Linked DNA regions of Mus musculus: region 2 is linked to region 1. Evidence: chromatin contacts called from ENCODE Hi-C data. All regions are on one chromosome and are shown on one strand. Each heading gives the region's core, a stretch centred on a gene start or an enhancer-like site at or near the end of the contact. The rest is flanking DNA. Distances are from core to core; before and after follow the strand shown.

Region 1 (7,404 bases), core at 1,788-4,287:
ATTAATAGAAAGTGAGTCTATATTATCTTTAGGGCTGTCCTTTCAGATATAATTTGGAAAAAAAAGTTTTATTTATAAAAATTAGTTCTTATGGGAAATTCAATTTGAAAAGCATACCAATATAAAATACCTAGTTGTAAACTACCTCTGTTGCATATCACTTTGTTTGCTATCTCCAAATTCATATTCTATACTTTCATGTGAGATACCCTAGAAAAAGCTTTTTGTACACATTTCAACTTCTAGATATGTGTTGCTTAATGTTCAACTTTGGCTAGTAAAGGCTGAAGTACAAGTTATCTATCTGACAATTAAGACAGGTCTACATAAAAACTGACACTTACCATAGTCTAAATGCCAGGAAACTGAGCTATAGCTGAAACATAACTCAAGCCCACTCCCATGAGCCACATCCCCAGCTCCATTTCAGTTTAAAATGTGACTCCATTACACACTTTTGTGGCTTACCTTACGACTAAGTCAATCCACAATTTTGAGGAGTGGCATTTGATGACATATGCAGTAGTGTTGTAAATACTGCACCATATTCACTGACACTGTCTTAGAACCTCTTGTTTTGTTTTTTAAAACAAGTTCTCTCTACATGGCCCAGTTGTCATAGAACTCAGTATGTGTAGACCAGGCTGCCCTTGCCTCCCAAGTGCTAGGATTGAAGGTGTGCGCCACCATGTCCAGCAGAACTACTTTAATACAATGTTAAGAATCCGGGGCGGGGTACTGAAATACAAAATAGTACCTAAAGTTTAAACAAATGTTCTAAGAAAAAAAGTTTAAGCATAATTTACATGGGAGCTAGCAAATTACCAATATCTACAATATCCATTAGTATTTCTGTGCAGTATTTCTGCTTGCTGTGCAAGCAACCACGAGACTTTTTAAGTCTTGTCAAAACATACTGCAAGGAAGACTGAGTGCAACTATGTCAGGGTTAAAACAATAAATAGACGTGGGAACTTTACTCTCCTAAATATGTGCCTTTAGTAAACATCTAAGCCTGTGCTCGCCACACACGGCTGACACCTCAAGTCTAATTAAAGGTTTCATACAGACTGAAACTGAGTCAATATTACTGTTGAGTGATTACTAGATTACTGATGCTGGCAATGTAAACTTAATTATTCATCTTACCCGACAGACAAATATACTCAGCTTACATATAAGTAAAAAAAAAAAGCCTTCACGCAGCTATACCCACACTAACCAATGGTACTAGTTTTTAGACTGTTTTTGAGTAGTTTCACACTTAAGTTTCCTGCATCCCACAAAAGGGCCTTCTATTCAAGTTTCAGGGCCCTCTCAGGCACCGGAAGTGTTAGTGACACCTTCTGCAATAGCACACCTGAAAGCAGGCTGACTACAACTGTTAATGGTCCACAATCAATGAACAGGGCCTGCGATTTCATTCTCCTGTGTGGCCACAGCAAGTTTGCTGACAGCCATGTTGACTAAAGCACATTTAGCGCATATATTCTTCCCCGACCATGGCTGTAACTGAGTTATTACTAAGGCCTGTATCGGATCAAAACCATGTTCCAATTCAATCACAGCAAAGTGCTCTAAGGATGAGGAAGGTTAAACATGATTAGAAGCTAATGTAAACAGGATGTAAGACAGCCCCCATGTGAAACATGCTCTGCACAGGATTGCTGCTGTTCCAAAAGTCACAAGATAACCCAGATCACGAGCTCTTACCTTCCACACAGTTCCACGGAATACCTGGGAAAAGTGCGCACCTTCGCGCCTCCCATCTGTAAGGTACTATGAAAATGAAGGATACATCCACGGCCACACTCCGGGCCCTCACACTCCCTGCCCCGAGTGGCCTGGATCTCTGCTGGGCTCACCCTGTTTTCATTCCATCCACTTACCAAGAAACACAGCTGTGGCCAGTTGTGGATAAAATATCTATACGTATAAATGGAGTAGGGTTCAGACAGATCTTTGGTGATCAGTCTCATGATATCAGGCATTTGGAGCTCAGATTCATATCGGACGTATCGTATCGTCCGATCCTCCCCGGGCTCGGCCTCCCTGCCCTGGGAGCTCCTTAAACTGCAGCCGGTGGTCAGAGACGAAGACAGCAGCCGCACCTGCTCGTCCATCTCCTCCTCCTCCTGCTGCTCGGTGCCCTCCACCAGTCCATTTCGGGCCGCAGCGGGGTCGCTCGCCGCCCCCGCCGCCGCCGCCGCTGCCTCTGACCGGCCGGGGAGTGCAGTTCTTGCATTGTTGGGGACCGAGTGGGGAGGTCTCTCCCCCGGGTGTCCCTCGGCTCCTTTTGTGGCAGTCACTTTGGAGGCCCCGTCGGGGGCGGCCGCCTCCGCTGCACTCAGAACCTTACTCTTGAGGGTCGCCGCGGCCCGGAGGTGTCGCAGTTCTGGGCCGATCAAGCCGTTGAGCTGCTGCTGCTGCTGCTCCGGAGGCAGCTGCGGGCAGCGAAGGCAAGAACGCGCCTTGGCCGAGGTCGCCGCCTCGCCGCCCGCTGGGCTCCCGCAGCCGCCTTCGTGCTCCTCGTCGTCCTCCTCGTCCTCGCTGCAGCAAGCGAGCGCGGCCCCCGCCGGGAACGGGCAGCGGAGCTCCGCCGCCGCTGGGGCCGCAGGCGCTGGTGGTGGGAGGAGGCTGCTAGGCCCAGGCGGTACCTCCGCCATCCTAGAAGCGACACAGCCGAGAGAGGAGGCCATGAGAGGCGGCCGACCGGCGCCAGGCAGCGCGGACTGGCGGGCCGGGGGCGGCCGAGGCGGGGGGAACAAAGGCAGAAACCGTCCCTCACCGAGTGTCCCCAACGCCGCGCCGCCCCCACGCCGCCGCGCCGGCCACCGTCCCTGGCCGCCCGAGCCCCGCCGCCGGCCGTGTCACCGCCTCCCACCCGCCCCTCCTCGCGGCTCACCCCGCGCCGCTCCCCGCCGCCGTTTCCGCCGCTCCTCTCCCTCAGCCACCGCCGCGCCGCAGTCGCCTTCACCGCCGCGGCCGCTCCGCCGCCACCACCGCCACCGCTGTCGCCGCCGCTGCCGAGCCTCTCACCCGGCCGCCGCCGCCGCCGTAAAGCGCCTCGCCTGTTACCCCGGGTAAAGTTTCCTGGGCCAAGCTTTACGACACTTCCCTGCCTGCCGGCTGCCGGGCCAGAAAAGGGGGCGTGGAGGGAGGTGACCTGTGCAGGGGCGGGGCCCGAGGTGTCTCCGGAGGGCTTCCGGGAGGCCGCGTGCCGGGGGTGGGGCTCTAGCCTGGGGTTCCAGAGGTTCCTGCGGAACTCGCCCCGCAGCCTCCCCGGGTGGGCAGGGCTAGGTGCCCTGGGAGCTGCTGGCTGTTGACATCCAACCTCTAGTGCCTTTATGCAGCTGTACTGTTACAACTTTTGCTCTGACCTGGCGCGTGGGGCAGGGAGCGCCGGCTACAAAGGCAGCAAATCCCGGCCTGGACCGCGAATTAGAGGGAATTTAAAACATTGAGCTGTGAAGATAGCATTTTGCAATTTAAAAAAAAGAAGAAGAAGAACCTTTACCTACCCCGTTGGGACAAAAGAATGGCTAGTAGTCTTGTTGCCCCATTCCTCCACCCCAAAGATTGAAGGCATAAATGTGACAAACAGGTGCCGGACAACGAAAGGCAACAACTGGGGGAAGCGACAGAGATGGTGGCGGCTAACAAGCGTACTCCTGATTTGTGGTTGTAATTGTGTTAGGTTGGGAAGCACCTGGTAAGAGTTCACGGGATCCTCCCATGTGATATGCTAAGCAGGTGTAAAAACTTTGAGCGTGTGGGTTACCTCTGCTCTAATCCACAGCTGGTAGTTTTCTGCATATCTGATCTGAGAGTTGAGTAACTCACACGCATACTAATCAAGTTACTTATTAACTTGTAGGAGCTGAAGAGATGAGTCAGCAGTAAGGAACACTAGGGTTAGATTCCCAGCACCCAAATGGCAGTTCACAACTGTCTGTAATCCCAGGTCAAAGGGAGGCTACAGCCTTTTCTGGCCTCCAAGGGCATCAGGAATGTGCACAGATACGCCTACATACAGGCAAACACCCATAACAAGTTTAAAAAGAATAAAATGTGTTAGATAGCTTTTTTATTTATTTCAACTGATTTATAGAGCTAGTCAGGTATGCCCAAGATTCATGTTTTCAGAGATAGGCTTTTATGACAGGTGTTTGCAACTTTGTGCCATAATCTAAACTGAAAAAAAAAAAAAGTGAGCTGCAGTAGTCAGCACATGTCTGGAATCCAAGTACTCAGAAGGCAAAAGTAAAAAGCTATGGAATTCAAAGGAAGCCTGGGCTGCATAGCAAAACTGTTTCTAAAAATAAATACTAAGTAAAAATAAAAATAAATTTCAAGTGAGATTAACCTGCACTGTGGCATGGTTTGAGACACGAGGGTGACAATCCTTTTCACTAAGACTATTAAAGGACACCACCAGCTCAAACAGAGAGACTCAGCCTCTAAAGATGATAAAATGTGTAAGTATCTACCAAGTATTGTACAAAGTGCCCTCTATACACTACGACTTTTATGAGTTCGTGTCTTACAAAAGTACATTCCTGTATAAACAGGCATGAAAACACATATATATTTCAGTTTTCTCAGTAATATGGAAGAAATAATTAAGTAGCTATAAATTTGAGAATGACTAAATAAGCTACTTTGCTTTTTTTTTCTCTGTATGATGTGTGTGCCAACGTGTGTGCCTGTGTATGTTGGTGAGTGTGTGTGTGTGTGTGTGTGTGAACACACGTGTACAGGTATGTTCAGGCCTGAGGATGCTTGACACGGATGTTAGAAATCCTCCTCCATTGCTTATGTGCCTTGTTCTTTGAGGTGAGCTCTCGAAGTTGAACCTGAAGCTCCCCAGTAGAGCTAGTTTTTCAAAGCAGATTGCTCCAAAGATCCTTCTTTCCCACCTGCTCAAGCTGGAATTACACGATCCATCACACCCACCCAGCATTTACGTATGTTCTGAGGACTTTGAACTCAATAGAGTTCACTTGCATGGCAATTTAGCCATCTCACTGTCCTAGATTAAAATAAAGCCTACTACTGTTAAAGTATGCTATTGTTTTCAAAAACAGAAAGAAATATTGCTATTGGTTCTCTTGTAGCTCCTATGACTCCTCTGAAAATTACTCCCACAATTATTCACTATAAAATAACCATTTGTTATGTGTGCTACCTAGCCTTAACTTGACATAAGCTAGAGTTAAGAGAAAGGAGGGAACCTCCATTGAGAAAATGCCTCCTTAAAATCTGGCTGTAAGGTATTTTCTTAGTGATTGATGTGGGAGGGACCGGCCCATTGTGGGTAGTGCCATTCCTGGGCTGGTGGTCCTGGCATCTGAAAGAGAGCAAGCTGAGCAAGCCATGAGGAGCGAGCCAGTAAGCAGCACACCTCCATGGCCTCCGCATCAGCTCCTGCCTCCAGGTTCCTGGCCTGATTGAGTTCCTGACCTGACTTCCTTTGATGATGAACAATGAAATGGAAGCATGAGCCAAACATCCTCCCCGGCTTGCTTTTAGGCCCCAGGGTTTCATTGCAGCAGTAGAAACCCTACCTAAGACCATTTTGGAAAAGTTGAGTTTCTAAAGGTATTTCCATGGAAACACATCCTAAAGCCAAGCTAATGAACCGCACCTGTACTCTCAGCACCTGGAAAGCAGAAGCAGGAGAACTGCCACAAGTTCAAGACCAACCGAGTCAATATATGGAGTTCTAGACTAGGCATGACTACGGAATCAGTATGGCATAATCCTCTTTGTCCTCTTCAAAAAACACAAAACAAAATTAATTTGCAAACCCAAGCATGGTGACATGTACGTATAACCTTAGCATTTGAGATGCTGAGGTAGGAAGGTTGCAAGTTCAAAGCCAGCCTTTGCTACAAGGTGAGTTCAAATTGAGCATGGCCTATGTGTAAGACCCTGTCGAGAAAAATACAATACAATCATATCTTTAAACATATGACTATGTCATTTAAAGATAAACATTTAGCTCAGATACATAACCACCTATAATCCCAGCATCCAAAAACCTGAGGGAAGAGAATCATGATTTTGAGATCAGCTTGGGCTACACAGTAAGAGTCTATCACACAAAAGAACAAATATAGGGGCTACAAAGATGGCTCTGTGATTAAGAGCACTTGTCACTTTGTGTGGGGGGGGGAGGTTAGATATTTTCTTTATTTACATTTCAAAAGCTATCCCAAAAGATCCCTATACCCTCCCCCTGCCCTGCTCCCCTACCCACCCACTCTCACTTCTTGGCCCTGGCATTCCCCAGTACTGGGGCATATAAAGTTTGCAATACCAAGGGGCCTCTCTTCCCAGTGATGGCCGACTAGGCCATCTTCTGCTACATATGCAGCTAGAGATACGAGCTCTGGGGGTACTGTTTAGTTCATATTGTTGTTCCACCTATAGAATTGCAGACCCCTTGAGTTCCTTGGGTGCTTTCTCTAGCTTCTCCATTGGGGACCCTATGTTCCATCTTATAGATGACTGTGAGCATCCACTTCTGTATTTGCCAGGCCCTGGCATAGCCTCATATGAGACAGCTATACCAGGATCCCTTCAGCAAAATCTTGCTTGCATATGCAATAGTGTCTGGGTTTGGTGGCTGATTATGGGATGGATCCCTGGGTAGGGTAGTCTCTGGATGGTCCATGCTTTTGTCTTAGCTCTAAACTTTGTCTCTATAACTTCTTTCATAGGTATTTTGTTCCCTATTCTAAGGAGGAATGAAATATCCACCCATTGGTCTTCCCTCTTCTTGATTTTCTTGTGTTTTGCAAATTGTATCTCGGGTATTCTAAGTTTCTGGACTAATATCCACTTATGAGTGAGTGCATATCTAATGACTTCTTTTGTGATTGGGTTACCTCACTAAGGATGATATCCTCCAGATACATCCATTTGCCCAAGAATTTCATAAATTCATTGTTTTTAATAGCTGAGTAGTACTCCATTGTGTAAATGTACCACATTTTCTGTATCCATTCCTCTGTTGAGGTACATCTGGGTTTTTTCCAGCTTCTGGCTATTATAAATAAGACTGCTATGAACATAGTGGAGCATATGTTCTTATTACCAGTTGGGACATCTTCTGGGTATATGCCCAGGAGAGGTATTGCTGGAGCTTCCAGTAGTATTATGTCCAATTTTCTGTGGAACCGCCAGACTGATTTCCAGAGTGGTTGTACAAGCTTGCAATCCCATCAATGGAGGAGTGTTCCTCTTTCTCCACATCCTCACCAGCATCTGCTGTCACCTGAATTTTTGATCTTAGCCATTCTGACTGGTGTGAGGTGGAATCTCAAGGTTGTTTTGATTTGCATTTCCTTGATGATTAAGGATGTTGAACATTTTTTCAGGTGCTTCTCAGCCATTCCG
Region 2 (7,335 bases), core at 3,736-6,235, 1.9 Mb before region 1:
TCAATAAGAATTTGAAAATGTGTCTAATATTCTTAACCATAAGGAAAAAAATTAAAATTACTTTGAGACTGCATGTCATCCCAGTTGAAATGACAAGCAATAAGTGACAACAAATGTTGACCAGGACGAAGGGAAAGAGAAATTATTATTTACTCCTAGTCAGAATAGAAATGGGTACAGCCAGTGTGGAGACTTCAAATACCAAAACCTACCATATACTCAATTCAGCCTTACCTCGAGTACCTGAGTCAGTGTGCCACAGAGTTCCTCGTCTACCTGTGTTCAGTGCCGCTTAACCACAGGAGCTAAGCAATGGAGCCAGTGAACAACCAACAGATGAGCAGGAATGGAAAATATGGATATGTACACACAATGGAATTATCTTCAGCTGTCACACAGAATGCAATTATGACATTCATAGGAAAATGGACGGAAGTAAGCCAAACGCAGAAGACAATTATTATTTTTCCAATATATGGAGTCTATATTTAAATTTATACATACATTGTACACATACATATTTGTAAATGTATATATGTATACATACATGAATCCCACATGTATGTATATATGTAGGATATGGAAGTAGAAGGTGACTATGAAAGAGAGACTAAGGGAGGGAAAACAGAGCCGTCAATAGGATATATGTGTCATTAAATGGGAAGGTGGAAAGGGATTCACAAGATGCTGAGGACGGATATGGAGAAGTGTAGGAGGGCAAATAAAAATAAATAATAAAATCATAATAATAAACATTGTGAAAATGTCTCAAGGAAACCAATTTCTTTGTATACCAGCCAAATTTTTAAATTTTGAAAACCTGGTTCTGTAATTTAAAAAAAAATTATCTCGCCTTATTTTTTCAGTCACTTTAAGTATTAAAATTCAATCAGAAAGTTTTATTTTGAGACAGAATCTTATTATGTATCCCAAGCTGACCTCAAATTCATGATAATCCAGGTACTGGGCTTACAGGCATGAGCCACTAGGTCCCACATTTGTATATAGAGTTCTCTAGACAGCTCTCACACTCCTTGGGTCTTGTCTTTAGATGCATCCATCCCTTAGCTTAGCAAGTGAGAGCTCCTGCTTAGAGTCTGGTTTGGTGCAACAGTTCTCCCAGTGCTCAGGTCCATTCTTGCTCCTTCCTTTACAGTTTAGTGACTGCTTGTCTCACTTTGCCCAGGGTTGTCTTCAGTGCTCTCAGGAGGATTATGTCCAGCAAGGACAGAATCCAAACTGACCCTGGAAGGCCCTGGGTGTTCTTCTACTTGGCTCAGAACCCAACTCACGCTTATTTCAGAGGAGAAGCTGCTCTTCCAGGCTGGAGATTCAGAGTAGGTGAGCGTGCATGCCATTTTTATGCATCTAGTATGTTCCAAGCCTTGTGACTCGTCCCAGAAATTCAAAGGTGGAAACTTGATGCCCTAAAGATGAAGAAAGTACAAGACAGCCAAGAAAGGTTGTAACATAACGAAGCAGGTAAAGCATTAGGTTGGAAAGAAGTCAGCAGAACTGGTCATAGTTCTGGTTGGAAAGTGGCCAGAAAGGTGGGAGGGAGAGGAATTGGTAGGAGAATTGAATAAACTGAGGCTTGATCCTGAACAAGAAGCCACCAGGTCTTTAAGAAGGAGCCTATGGAACATGGAGATGAACACATGCCAGCTTGGACCTGAACAGGAAGCCACCAGGTCTTTAAGAAGGAGCCTATGGTACATGGAGATGAACACATGCAAGCAGATGCCCAGCATCCTTGACAATGTTTTGGGTACATGGAATTCCACATGATTGGCAGGATATAAAGTATATGGCAGGGAGACCCAACAGCAGAGAGGCGGTATGGACAGCCTCTTACTATCTCATCACACCCTTGGGTCTCCCATTATTTTCTACCATAGAACCCAAGGGGAAGAGTCACATTATCATTTTAAGTCCTCAGGGTGAAGAGGTGAAGTCTCTGTTGCTTGAGTTACAGACATTTCCCCCTGAGTGTCATGAGGAGCAAGGCGGTTGATGCTGGTCAGGTGCCATGAGTTCTCTCATTTCCGTGGTTCATGCTTCTCTTGCAGTTGCCTGACTTAGGATGGTTGATGTCAAGTGAAGAAAATATTCTTTGTCTCCTTTTCAGATTTACCAGGCCCAGGATCTAGGAAGTTATCATAGAATCACAAATTTTGAGGACCACTGGGACATGTTTGCACCCCAACTCTCTCTTTTATTGTCTTGCTGTCTGGGTAATTTCTCTCTCCCCAGCCCTGCTGCTCCTTAAGCTCCATATGTCTGGATCAAGTCTTATTTCTCCGCTGGAAACCAAAGTGGCACATGGAAGATTCTACCTTGTAATACAGCGATTTATTAGAGACCAATGACTTTAAGTGATTTTTCCCTGCACTCGATCTAAATCCAGGAGCCAGGAAGAATGTGATCTAAAAGCAAAACAATGGACATTCTATTCCTAAAGCCCGTCAAGTCAAAAAAAATATGTTTTTCAACCACTAGAGAGAATATCTATTGGTAAGTGTGTTGTACTCTTTTTTTTTTTTTTTTTAAACAGGGTTTCTCTCTATAGCCTTGGCTATCCTGGAACTCACCAGGCTGGCCTCAAACTCAGAAATCCACCTGCCTCTGCCTCCTGAGTGCTGGGAATAAAGGCGTGCGCCACCACTGCCCGGCAGTGTTGTACTCTTAAGGTAGAAGTAACAGTCCATGTTCACCCCCTGCCTTCTAGCTTCTGTTCTTGCAGTGACATTTTAGTGCTGAGACAATTGTCTTTCACATGAACTGTGCCTAAGTCAGCCCAGGACCCTGATCATTTTGTAGGAGCCATTCTATCTACAGAAGGAGACTGGGCCCTGAAGTTTGACTTGCTCCTGGTATAAGAAGGGGCAGTATATCCAGAAACAGTGTTTATATCCATCTCTGTGAATCCAAGGCTAACCTGGTCTATATAGCAAGGTCTAAGGTTACTTAGTGAGACCCTGACTCAAATCACTCAATCAGACAAACAGAACAGAGCAAATCTGTGAGGAACAATGTAACACCCTCCTCAGGGTCAGAAAAGCCCCTATGCTCACTAGGCAGGAGATCAGCACCAGAGGCTATGCCAAGGAGAAAAGAACCCAAGGGAAGAGGCCTTACCCGATTTCTTGTTTTCCCAAGTGCAGATTCATCCCCAGAGCTGCAAGGATACCAGGCTACACTCAGTTTCATAGTGCTGCAGGCTGCTGGAAGGGTGGGACGGTGGAGGTGATACTGACTTACAAACCGGGAAGATAAACGTTTCAGGGTCCTACCCTTATGAAATATCAAGGGCATTCTGGAGCAGGAGAGTCATCCCCCGTTACTTCAGATATAGATAGGCTCAGTCCAATGAGGTGGTTTCACAAGGAATGACAGAGAGCCAGGGGGGGAAAAAAATCTGCTTTGAGGTGCCCAGTGCCTTCTCATTACACTTCACTCTTACTTTCTGTTCTTAGGTCAAATGCTTTGCTTCGTGGAAGTGTTCTTGTCCCCTCAAGTGCTCAGTCCTATATTTTAGGCATCTCTTTCTTGAGAGCACTACTTACCCTCTAAGGCTCGTGTTTCACGTTCTTCCTAGCATTCTGTACATATCAGTAGCATTTCTTCGCTACTGGTCACAAGCCCTAATTTTTCTGTCATGTTAGGCATTGGACAGTGATCCAGCAACATGGCCTGTCTTTGAATCGCTAAATACAGAATGCGGCACATGGTGAGAGCAGAGGTAAAACTGTAGTCCTGACCTGCGCAGTGCGATTTCTGTAGATGCTGGAGGGAGAAGTGCCAGCGATGAGCCCCTAAGGCGGATAACCACAAAGCTCCTGTATCCTAGACGAAAGGGGCACGTGCTTCCCACTCCCGCATCTGAGATCCAGAGGTGAGAAGGGGGACCAGAGTAGAGAGTCAGGAGTCTAACATCTGCTGGGAATGGGACCGTTGTCCTAAAATGTCACTGCAAGAATGGGGTGTGTTCGGAACAATTTAGCTAGAGAAAAATCAACGCTCTGAAAATCAACCTTGATGTTTTGCTACTGAGAGTCTTTAGTTTTTTCTTTTCTTTAGTTTGTGTTTTCTGTTATCTTTTAGTGGAGACTTTTAGAGACAGCACTTTACAATACCATCAATTCAACCTTTTTTTTTTTTTTTAAGTTTGTGGGACTGGAATGGCTTGAATCTACTTCATTTCCAGTTTAATTAATTATAACAGTGATTTGCAATTCTGTTTCTGACAGCCTGTTTTTGAAAAGGCTTCAGATTCTGTCTCAGAAGGGAAAATGTCACAAATTGAAAAAAGGCCTCATGGGCTGATATTAATGTTAGCCGGGGCACTTAGCTTGAATGCAACCGAGTAAGTGAATGGATCAATATGGCTTCTTGCTATAGTCAGCCTCCTTTATGTGTACTACACTTACTTCAGAAATGCAAGTAGTTTGTGTCAATCTGAGTTTAGTTAGGTTCTTGGTTTATTGTGAAAATTCTCCATAAAAGGGGAGAATTGGTGTATCAAATACCCTGGTCTCTGCAGCTAATTGTTTAACTGGGTAACTGAAACCCAAGCAAGGACCCCATCTCTTGATCCGCTTCCAAACGTGGGGCAAGCCAAGCCTGGGCTTTGACTTTCGTCCTGATTTTCTCTGCCAGTTCGTTAGGTTGACACAGGAAACTTTTGAATCCTTTGTCCTGTTATTTCTCTTGCTCCTTACCAAAGTTTGTAATTGAAAAGCAGAGCGTAGGAGACCGGGGTGTGTGTAAACAGCAAGAATTCTAAAGCAGGAAATCAGCCGGAGCTCTGTTTCTTCACAAAATCTCATTCTCGTATTTTCACCCAACTCTGATGTTCAGAGATACTTTCCCCATCATAATGAAGAGCCATCAGTCGAGATTTGAGAACAAGATCGTTGAAGATATAGACTCCGGACGCTTTCCTAAGACGTGGCTACCCTTTAGGGGAAATTTCTCTGAGTTTCAGGATGGGTGATAGAACGTCGTTTCATCTTTACAGCTGGGAAAGATAATAATGGCTCCACGTGCGAACCAGAGTGTCGGCACTACGGAGTTTGTCCTGGCAGGCTTCCCGAATCTCAACAGCACAGGAGCGGAAGTGTTCTCCGTGTTCCTTTTCGTTTACCTGTTGACTCTAACAGGCAACACGTTGATTGTTGTCTTGGTGGGGGCGGATCACCGCCTGCAGACACCCATGTATTTCTTCCTGGCTAACTTGTCCTGCCTCGAGATTCTGATCACTTCTGTCATCATTCCGAAGATGCTGAGCAATTTCCTCTCGAGACGGCACACCATTTCCTTTGCTGCCTGTATCACTCAGTTTTACTTTTACTTCTTTCTGGGGGCCTCTGAGTTCCTACTGTTGGCCGTCATGTCTGTGGATCGCTACCTGGCCATCTGCCGTCCTCTGCATTACCCCTTGCTAATGAATGGAGCCGTGTGCTTTCGGGTGGCCTTGGCCTGCTGGATGGGGGGACTCCTCCCTGTGCTTGGCCCCACAGTGGCTGTGGCCTTGCTTCCTTTCTGCAAACAGGGTGCTGTGGTTCAGCACTTCTTCTGTGACAGTGGACCCTTGCTTCACCTGGCATGTACCAACACCACGAGACTGGAGGAGGCTGACTTTGTCCTGGCCTTTCTTGTCATCATGTCCTCGCTCACCATTACTGGTGCGTCCTATGGCCACATAGTCCTGGCGGTCCTGCGCATCCCCTCTGCTTCCGGTCGGCAGAAGGCTTTCTCCACCTGTACTTCTCACTTGATGGTGGTAACCCTCTTCTATGGAAGTGCCATTTTCCTCTACGTAAGGCCATCCCAGAGCGGCTCTGTGGATACTAACTGGTCTGTAACCGTGATAACAACATTTGTGACCCCTCTGCTGAATCCTTTTATCTATGCCTTGCGCAACGATCAAGTCAAGGAAGCTTTGAAAGAGATGTTCAGGAAGGTAGTCGCCAAGCTGTTAGAACAGTCTTTACTTGGGGATAGTTTGAGAAAGAAGACAGCCAGTTGAAAGCGTGGGGACTCAGTCTCAGGTCCACACATCTCCATTGCCAGCTTTTCCTTCATCATGAGAGGAGCCAGGACGAGCTTCAAGGAGAACAAGCCTACATTTCTCTTTCAAGCAAAATGAATTAACTCTATATTATGCGTCGTAATAACAACTCACACTATTTTCAATATCTTATTTTATTAATTATGTGCCTATGTGGGGAATATGGGGTATGCCATGTGAGACTAGGAGTCAGACAGAGATTCTCTGGTAGGTAGACAGGGAGAGGGACCACAGCTAGGTAATAAAGGTGACCAACTTCCAACATTGCTGTCTTTTCTTACCCTCCTGATCTGTTACAAAAACTTGGCAGCTTAAAACAAAGGCCTGGAAGGCTTTTTTCCCCCTTGCCAATAGGCCCCCAGCTGATAGACACAACAGTTATAGGCCAACCAACTATTCTTTCTTCAAACTGATCAACCCTAAATTAGGGGAGCGTGGTGCTTCCATGGACTCAAGTGTATGAATTCTTGGTCCATAGGGAGTAGCACTCTTAGGAGGTGTGGCCTTGTTGGAGTGGGTGAGGTCTCCTTGAAGGAAGTGTGCCACTAGGGGGCAGGCTTTGGATAAATTAAGATGGAATAGAGATGTTGGGCCCAACACTGAATCTAAAATCGATGACCACAACTTTGCTAAAACATAGGTCTCCAGTGTACTCCAGCATCTTCTTCTGTCCCCCAAGAGCACTGCATGCATGTGGCACACACACACACACACACACACACACACACACACACACACACACACACACGTAGCCAAAACACCCATACACCCAAAATAAAATAAAAATTAGAAAAACAAAGCTAAACAGTATGGCTTCATTAACAGAGTCACCAAGTTTACTCCAGATAAGGAGACCGCTTACGATCGTTTCTCTGCCTCGTGTCTGTGGGAGTAGAGTGGCCATGGCACAGGCTGAAAGGAATTCCAGGACCTACATAGGTTTCTCAATGTGCAACAGTAGCACTTTTTAGGACCCCCTGACCCTTTGTTCTGCGTGTGCAGTCTGGCAGGCCCTCTTTGCAATATTTCAAGTCAGTACATTCCTAAAGGCTTTTAACTACAAACTTCCAAAGGTTGTTTTGGAAAATATAAACTACATAGTAAGCCAACATAAACTACAAAGTAAGCCAAGACGCATATCTGTGCCTAAGATGACAGACGTCTTCCGCTGTTTACTTAGTAGGTGTGGTGCGTGCACCTACTCCTTGGTGAGTTCCAGCCAGCTAGGGTTACATGGTGAGACCTGGTCTCAAAAAGGAAAA

The links. A loop is a pair of places that touch in the nucleus more often than their neighbours do.
Region 2: a map of left cerebral cortex shows a loop between it and region 1 (4-fold over the local background). The contact joins the promoter of Olfr750 here to the promoter of Naa30 in region 1. A Hi-C loop is called at or near these places in 2 of 37 maps with a recorded cell type or tissue (T-helper 1 cell and left cerebral cortex).

The regions. Positions count from the first base shown.
Region 1 is chr14:49,167,879-49,175,282 of GRCm38, reverse strand. Naa30 (N(alpha)-acetyltransferase 30, NatC catalytic subunit) reads right to left here and starts at 3,037. Exons shown (of 5, transcript NM_027492.2): 1 at 2,906-3,037; 2 at 1,890-2,667. The coding sequence starts at 2,666.
Region 2 is chr14:51,069,092-51,076,426 of GRCm38, reverse strand. It overlaps Olfr750 (olfactory receptor 750), which reads left to right and starts at 4,985. Exons shown (of 1, transcript NM_207558.2): 1 at 4,985-6,116. The coding sequence starts at 5,036. The coding sequence ends at 6,031.